Linked DNA regions of Mus musculus: region 2 is linked to region 1. The links are chromatin contacts, found by Hi-C in ENCODE. All regions are on one chromosome and are shown on one strand. The core of a region is the stretch at or near the end of the contact, and the rest is flanking DNA. Distances in the headings are between cores, read along the strand shown. Region 1 holds the start of Rragc (Ras-related GTP binding C). Region 2 holds the start of Zc3h12a (zinc finger CCCH type containing 12A).

The links. A loop is a pair of places that touch in the nucleus more often than their neighbours do.
Region 2: a map of T-helper 17 cell shows a loop between it and region 1 (5-fold over the local background). The contact joins the promoter of Zc3h12a here to the promoter of Rragc in region 1. A Hi-C loop is called at or near these places in 2 of 37 maps with a recorded cell type or tissue (T-helper 1 cell and T-helper 17 cell).

Annotation. Positions count from the first base shown.
Region 1 is chr4:123,915,216-123,919,484 of GRCm38, forward strand. It overlaps Rragc (Ras-related GTP binding C), which reads left to right and starts at 2,218. Exons shown (of 7, transcript NM_017475.2): 1 at 2,218-2,552. The coding sequence starts at 2,319. It also overlaps D130007C19Rik.
Region 2 is chr4:125,125,401-125,129,669 of GRCm38, forward strand. Zc3h12a (zinc finger CCCH type containing 12A) reads right to left here and starts at 2,481. Exons shown (of 6, transcript NM_153159.2): 1 at 2,367-2,481; 2 at 1,206-1,682. The coding sequence starts at 1,648.

The DNA.
Region 1 (4,269 bases), core at 968-3,467:
GCCTAGGGTTTCATGAAAACTAGGCAAGCATTCTACCAACTGAGCTGTATCCACAACCCCTTGAATAAGAAACTTTATAAAAATTATTTATTTTTATTTTATGTGTATGAGTGTTTTGCCTGCATGTATTTATGAGTTCCACCTGTGTGCCTGGCATCCTTAGAGGGCACTGCATCCCCTGACACTTGACAGTTGTGAGCCATCATATGGGTGCTGGGACTGGATGTGGATCATCTGCAAGAGCACCAAGTGCTTTTAACCACTGAGCAGGAATAAAAATTTAAAAAGAACAGAGCTTTTGAAGATGGCTCAGTGGGGAAGCACTTTTTAAATAAATGTGAGGTCTTGAGTTTGAATCCCCCAAACTCACATAAAGTTGAGCATATTTATGTCAGTAATCTCAGTGCTCCCATTGTGAGATAGATAAAGAAGAAACTGTTCCCAAAAAATCAGGGTGAAAGTTTTTAGATATCTGTGGTTGTCCTATGATCTCTACTCATATATTCCACCCAAAAACTGTTAAACCTTTTATCAAAGCTACCGTTAAATTTGATTTCCCCTGGCACAGCAGTTGGTTCTCTGAATCCATAGATTAGGCCAACTGGATTGGAAATATTTTGGGGGAATTGTACTGAACATATGTAGACTTTATTTTTACACTTATGCAATATAGTGCAACAACTATTTATACACACATCCCATTCTTTAAAAAAGGGGTTTCTAGCTAAGGCTGTCAAGGATGTGTAGAGTGGGCTGACTTAGAACTTTTTGGGGGGAATTCTACACCTGCCTCAGATGTACTGAGATTTACGGATGTGGGCCATCATATCATGCCTGGCAAAGACACAATTTCATTTTTCATTGTACTGGTTATTATAATTAATGCAGAGATAATATAAAGTACATGGAGTGTGCATAGGTTCACATGTAAATAGCCTATACTAGGAATCTGACCGTCTTCCAGTCGGTTAATCGGATTAAGGGTGTCCTGAAAGCATTCTCCCATTGATACTGAGAGACACACGCATATTTAAGTGCATTCTGCCTGTCTATTAGGTACTGTGGAGTTGATATTTTTTAGGTGAGGTTGTGACGGCCTACTAGAGCTTACTTTTCTCTCTACAGTCAGATCAGTCTGTCTGAGTAGGAGATGAGACTATGTGGTAGAATTTTCCCTAGCATGCGCAAAAGACCCCGAATTTCATCCTTAGCCCTGCAAACAACAGTCACTTTGTAAAACCAGAAGCCCTATCCCTACCCCAACTCCTTTTGAGTGTACACGGCTGTATTTTAAGGGTTGTCAAATTTCCACTTCTGGGAGTCCGAGACATTTACAACTTTCTGAAACATACTTTGGCAGTAATCATTTGCCTTCATTAGCCCTAATTCCTCTAGTCTCTAATCACAAAGAAGTCAAGTACTCAGTTGCTGGATGGGTTACTGGAGGGGCACTAGGTGGGCGTGAAGATGGAGTCGGTAGAATATAAGGGCAGCAGTATCCTATCAGCGATCTGCTTACGGAATTAGAAGATGTTTTAGCATGCTCGTATCTGTTTTCCTTATCGGGTTCCAGGTACCAGCATAGGCAAGTTATCACTGAGATTCCTAATTGCCTTTCGCACGTGCCGAATCTATAGGTCTGGACTGGCTCACACACGACCTCCGGTGGACTCACCCAATTCCAGAGCAATTCATCTATCCTCATGGCCTTTTCCCATAAAATCTGTACTGAGTCAACTTACACAGAAGTCCAATCTCTGTTCAGCTTCAAGCAACTTGAGGGCATGGAGGGGCAATTCAGTTTCCAGTGCCTTCCTGGTACCCAGGACCTGACAAGCATCACTAAATACTGGCAGGGCAGCTGCAACAAGGGAGGGGGGCACAAAGAATTCTTACCCAGACGCCTAGAAGCTTCCCTGCGTTGCTCTCGGAGCCCGGAAGAAGGCGGGGAGCGGGGAGCAGCCCAGCGCGCGCATGGAAGGCCGAGGTGCGTTGCGGGCTGTGCCCCCAGGGCGAAGGCCCGGAGGCCGACGAGAGGCGCGGCCAGGCCGAACTCCTCGTGACGCCTCCCCCCCTTCTGCCGCTGCTAGTCAGGTGATTCCGGGCACGTGATAGTACCACTTACCCTGTTGTCCCAGAGTGGCAGCCCGCCCAGCCAATAATAAACCGAAGCTTGGCGGCGGCCCAATCGGAGCTGGGCTTATGGGCGGGCCCTGCGGCGGCTACTGCCGGGGGCGGCGGCAACAGCGGCGGCCTGGGGAGGCGGCGGCCTAACCTGGCCTGGCCTGTCAGGGCGCGGGCGGTGGTGGTCCAGCACCATGTCCCTGCAGTACGGGGCGGAGGAGACGCCCCTGGCCGGCAGTTACGGCGCAGCCGACTCGTTCCCCAAGGACTTCGGCTACGGCGTGGAGGAGGAGGAAGAGGAGGCAGCGGCGGGTGGCGGCGGAGGCGCGGGGGCCGGCGGCGGCTGCGGCCCGGGCGGCGCTGACAGCTCCAAGCCGAGGATCCTGCTTATGGGGCTCCGGCGCAGCGGCAAATCCTCCATCCAGAAGGTGAGCGCCCCGCAGCCGCCGCCTGCCCTTGGTTTTGCCCGGCCCACGGCGCTCAGGTGGCGGGTGCCCAGGAGGCCTGAGAGGGTGGAGGCCTGGCGCTGCGTCCCCGGGCACTGTCCACACCTGCGAGCGCAGAGCCTGGGCGCGGTTCGCCCAGGGTCCCCGACCTGGGCCTCCGAGGGTCGAGGGGGGCCAGGAGGCGACGCTGGCTGGAGGGAGGAGGCAGGTGCCGGTCACCGCCCTAGAACTCCTCCCTTCTGGTCGCTGCCCTTGTGGCGTTGACGAAACCGACCCGTCGTCCCCGGTTCTCACGCGGAGAACTTGGTGAGCGTGCTGTCCCGCCGCATCTCACTTAGGTGACAGGAGTTTTCAGGGATCTCCTCCCAGCCTCTGGACCGTAGCGGCGCCTGAAAGTGTTGTGGCGAAGACACTGGGCATCTCAGTGTTTGTTGTCAGTCTGTTGGAGACTTCTGTAAAAACATTTTTTGGGGGGGGGGGCGGGGGGGGGGACTCTATCGCTACACCTACTTTATTTAGAACTTGTAGCCCTGTGGTTGCAGTTACAGGTGACAGTCCCCAGTAGCTGGTCACAGCGATCTTTGGAGACGGTTTTGCAGGCGGACAGACATCAGTGCATTTGTTTTCACTTGGGTCCGTCGTGAACGAATAGAATGAATGCCTAAGGCTTTGTATTTTTAGGGAAATAGAGGCAGGGTTGATTTCTTTCAATCAGCCATTCCCATTACAAACAGAGCGAACTTCTGGTAAAACTACGGTCACAGACAACCATGCTTTCCCCATTTCCACTCTGACACAAAGGTCTGTCCAAACAGAAATCTCTGGTATTTTGTAGGGGTGGTGTTTTTAAAAAGCAACATCGCTGCCTACCCCCACATCTTCCGCCCCTGCACTTGCTGGACAACTGTTTTATTTTCTCACGTCTGTGTCAAAGTTAGACCTTTGGGGGGAGTGCTTATGCTAAGTAACTACCACTTGAAACCTATGAGAACTTTTTCTCTCTTCCAAGTTAACACTGAGAGACAAATTTGCTGTATGTTAGGGTTGTATCAGGCAAGCCTTAAAGCTACATCTCCAGCCCTGCTGTGGTTTTTTTGTTTTCTTCCTGTATAGCAGGCTGGCCAAGAACTGACTATGTAGCCAAGGGTGACTTTAAGCTCATCCTGAGCTTTCAGGTACGAGCTATCAGGTTGGCTTGGCTTGGTGCAGGTGCTGGAAGCCAGGGTATTATGCATGATAGGCAGGCTCTGGGACCACACTGAGCTACACCTTTGGCTCCCTGCTGTGATGATTGGCAGCTTATTGTTTTTACCATTTCCTGCCTTATGGAGCTGCCTCTTCCCTCCTCCCCCAGGTCTCCCTACTTCTCACTCTGGACAGTTTTACCTACTCAGGATCCCCTCCATTGTCTTTATTGTTCCTAAGAGCCTGAGGTAGGCGTGTGTGTTATTTTTGAATGAACACAAAGTCTCAAACATTACCTAGAATAGTTCATGATCTTAAAGCGGGTCTTGACAAGTTTAAATCTCTGATCACAGTTGTAATATTGGTACCACAGGATTTCTATGTAACTTTGGCAGTTAAATAGTCACAACGTTGTCTCTGTTTCTCTTAATAAAACCCAATAGGACCTGGCAAGGTGGTACTGTAATTTCAGTACTGGAGGAGGCAGAGGCAAGAGAATTGGATTTTGAGGTTA
Region 2 (4,269 bases), core at 1,231-3,730, 1.2 Mb after region 1:
CAGCTGGGCTGGGAGTAGGTAGGACCAGGAGCCAGGTGGCGAAGAAGCTGACATCATAACAAGTTGGGCAGTCCTCTTGGGAGAGCCCTCAGGGGATCTAGAAAGGAGACTTCTCCTCTTCCTGTTCTTTTGCTGGGGTCTCCCCTGGTCCCTGCCAACAGGATCTTTTCCTTGTACTTTATCCACCCAGTCCTGACTCACCAGCCCGCTGTGCAGGGAGCTGGGAGAAAGCAGAGCTGGAGGGTGCGGCCTGGATAGAAGGGAGAAATCAGGGCTCCTTAAGGTCAGAGGCAGCCTGGCTCCCATTCTGCCTCCACCCCACCCCATTCCTTGAGAGATATGCAAAGGCGGCAGGAGATCTGGGAACCCCCAGAGGTCAGGCCAGCCTGAGCGGCTTCAGGGAGTATAGATTCTCATTACAGCACACCTGAGCCCAGAGCATCAGGCTACCCGTACACACGCATCTGAAGATGCCAGATCTGACCAAAAGGTCACAGCTGGTTAGGGCTAGGAAGCTCTGAATAACTAATGAGCCTTGCTTCAGTGGGAGCTCGAGTCGGGGACAAGGAGATCCCAGAAGACTCAAGTCATGGAATAACATCTGTCCACTGAGTACTTCTTCTTTTTTGAGACAGGGTTTCTCTGTATAGAACCTGGCTATCCTGGAACTCACTCTGTAGACCAGGCTGGCCTTGAACTCAGAAATCTGCCTGTTCTGCCTCCCAAGTGCTGGGATTAAAGGTGTGTGCCACCACGCCCGGCTCCACTGAGTACTTGTAACTCTCCACGTTCTATGAATTTTCTCCCCACAGGGGCCACCTGAGTGGAAAGTTTGACAGGAGAAGAAAAAGCCCAACTGGCTAAGTGACTGGCCCACGGGTTAATCCCTTATACTGTCCTGCCTCATGCCGTAGGCAAGGATAGACCATGGCACAAGGTACACTCCAGGCAAAGAAGGCTGGGTTTGAATCTTTGCTTCTCATTTATCAAGAAGTGTGACTCTTGGCAAGGATTTGAGCTGTTTTCCTTCTTATAGCATTGGAGAAACAGCCCTGAGGAAGTCTTTAAGGCTTAAGGGGTTCCTTCTGGCACATGGTGGGATCTCACAGACAGCTTTTGTGTTCCTTCACCAGTCCAAGAGAAAAGCCAAGCCCCCTTCCCAAAGGAAGAGCTACAGACACTATTCCACAGGTCTCCACACATACCTCATGGCCACATTGCTTCCGTCGATGACCACAGGTCTCAGGTCGCTGCCCTCTCTGTCCTCCTCTGGGAGTGAGGGTTCTAGAGTGGAAGGCTTGGGGGTGCTTCCACCCCGGGGCACCAGAGGGGGCTGGGGGCTGGGGGCCGTCAGGGCCTGGCATTCTCGTTCAGTAGCTGAGCCATGCTTCACCAATTCCCCTAGCACCGTGTTGGTGTCTGCTTGGACTCCCAGCTTCTGCAGGACACTGTGGATCTCAGAGGACGAGTACCCCAGTTTACGGAAAAAGTCCACCTTCATCTGCAGCTCGGAAGTAGGGGCCTCTTTAGCCACAGGATCCTGGTCTGGCTGAGGTCGACCCTGGCTGCTGTGTCTGTCCTCAAGACTCCACAGACTCATGGTGGGGTTGGATTCTTGGACAGGCTTCGTTCCACAAGGGTCACTCATATTTCACATTCTTGGAATGTGTCCATCACAGCTCCTATTGACCAGACCACAGGGTTAAGGGCAAGCAATGCCCAATATAGGTCTCTTTCAGACTCTCTTCCACAGAATGGGGCAACACGAACTGAGAAGACGCTATTCAAAGCCATTCTCACGTGTCAGCCCACGCTGTGCTCTCAAAGAGCTCTCAGCATTAGTTATTTTTACAAGAGGGAGACCGAGGCACAGGCAGTAAGCGTTTACTCAAGATCATCAACTCAAAGTTTGTGATACAAACATTTGAACTTGGTCTGACTCCACCCCCAAACCCCGTTCTGTTCCATGCCAACCCAAGGGACCCAAGAGGCAGGGGCGGGGCTCTCAGAAGGAAACTGGGGCTGGAAGTGCGCAGGGGACCCAGGGGCTTCCCCATTGTGGCCACCGCCTTCGTCTCCGAGTCTCATACTTCGGCTCAGGGACAGAGTTCTATTCTGGGAAGGACAAGTTTCCGGGGTGACCCACGGAGAGAAAAGTTGCTGGGCGACTCTGGTTGGCTACCGGGCCCGGTGACGCGAGGAGGTCCTGGCTAGAGCCCGGAGAACGCCGGGTGCCCCAAGACACCCCGTTCCACGCACCAGGGTGAACTCAGCGGGGTCCCAGCGATGGAGACACTGCCCGCGCGCGACCCTCCCGGAGTCAGACCCAACGCAGCGCAGCACCCGTTCCACCCGGTAGCACTCACCCCGCTGAGCGCCGGACGTCGTCTGTAAGGTGTCCATGGAGCCGAGTCTCGGGCTCTGACGGCACCTTCGTAGCCGCGACAGGCGGGCAGGTGCTTTAAGGGCAATGACGCGGAAGCCGGGCAGGGCCGCCGCCCCTTCCTGCTCCGCCTCCCTCCTGCCCCGCCCCACGGTAGGTCGGAGCCGGCTCCGCCCCGTTTCTGAACAAGTCCCGCCCCAGCATCTCTAGCCACGCCCCTGGCCACACGAAGTCTGGGCGGCTCCAGGCTTGTACCACCCGACTGCTTAACGCCGGCTCTGCAGAAGCAGGTTCCGTGCACCATGCAAAACCGGAATAGAACGGCCTCGCAGGTTCACTTCAACAACTTGACACGTCCACCGGCTTGGTCCAGGTTTCTAGTTGCACAAGTTGAGGCCACAGCCGGCAGAGATCCGGCCACTCCAGTTCAGTCACATAGGTTGTGAACTGAAGCCTGTTCAGCGATAGAGTCACACTCAGGACCAGGGACACTTTTCTTGAAGTAAATACCTTCCCAAGACAGGAGGGCTCCACCACCACAAGTTGCATAGTGGTGGAGGAAATGCCAGGAAAAGGAGGGACATTGACACCAATCGCCATGGGAGAGTCCGTGAAGAATGCTATCAAGCAGACTGCAAAAACTCATCTTGTCCCTTATCCTCAAGAGGTCAAGATCCCTCAGTCGAGCACAGCCCTGTACATTATCATCCTGGGGCTTAGATATTGGACAGATCCTTGTGCTCAGGGACCTTCTGTTTTCTTTGGCTTTTGTTGTTCTTTCTGACACAAGGTCAAGCTATGTAACCCATGCCGGCCTCAAACAGCCCAGTGGCCCCATCCATCAGGATCCTGTGTGCTGAGGTTATAGGTGTGAGTTATCATGCTTGCTCCATTTACCTCTGAGAAATGCAGGAAAAAGCTGAAGGGCCTCAGCCATGTAGATCAAGATAGGAGGTCCCAGCTGGGTGTGGTGGCGCACACCTTTAATCCCAGCACTTGGGAGGCAGAGGCAGGAGGATTTCTGAGTTCAAGGCCAGTCTGGTCTACAGAGTGAGTTCCAGGACAGCCAGGGCTACACAGAGAAACCCTGTCTTGGAAAAAAAAAATAGGAGCTCCCACTCTGTAGCACCAGGGACCACTATGAGCATTCTGGGGGACACTAGTGACTCAGGGCAGAGGGAAGGGAGCCTGGCTGTCAGTGTGCCTGCATGCATGCACGAATGCATGTGTGTGTGCTAGAGAAGAGAGAGGTGCCCAGGAGAGGGAGAAAGGGAACCCAGGACCTGCACACAGGAAGACAAAGTCTATTATGTCACCAGCATGCTTGCATATAGGGAAACTGAGGCTCAGGAAGCCAAAACACTCAAAAGTAAGAATTAATTACTGTGTGTCAATACTTCAGTCATATCTCACCTGTCTAAGCAAATGCAGTTGTCTTCTAAGGACATTGGCTGTTTTAATAAAATGGTTTTATAGTAAAAGATACCACCAACATAGCTACATACATTCAGTCTAAAAAGAGATAACAATAATTTTTATTGACTTTATTTAGTTTTTAATTACCGTATTGATGTGCATGGGAATTTTGTATGCATGCCTGGTGCCCCAGGAGGCCACAAGGGGCTTAGGACCCCTGGAACTGGAGTTACAGATGGTTGTGAGCTTCAACATGGGTGTCGGAAATCAAACCAGGATCCTCTGGAAGAGTGGCCAGTGATCTTAAACACTGAGTTCTCTCTTCAGCTCCCAACAATAATTTTTAAAGCTGCATCTCTGTTATCTTTTGCAGGTTTGTTTGTTTGTTTGTTTGTTTGTTTGTTTGTTTGTTTTTCGAGACAGGGTTTCTCTGTATAGCCCTGGCTGTCCTGGAACTCACTCTGTAGACC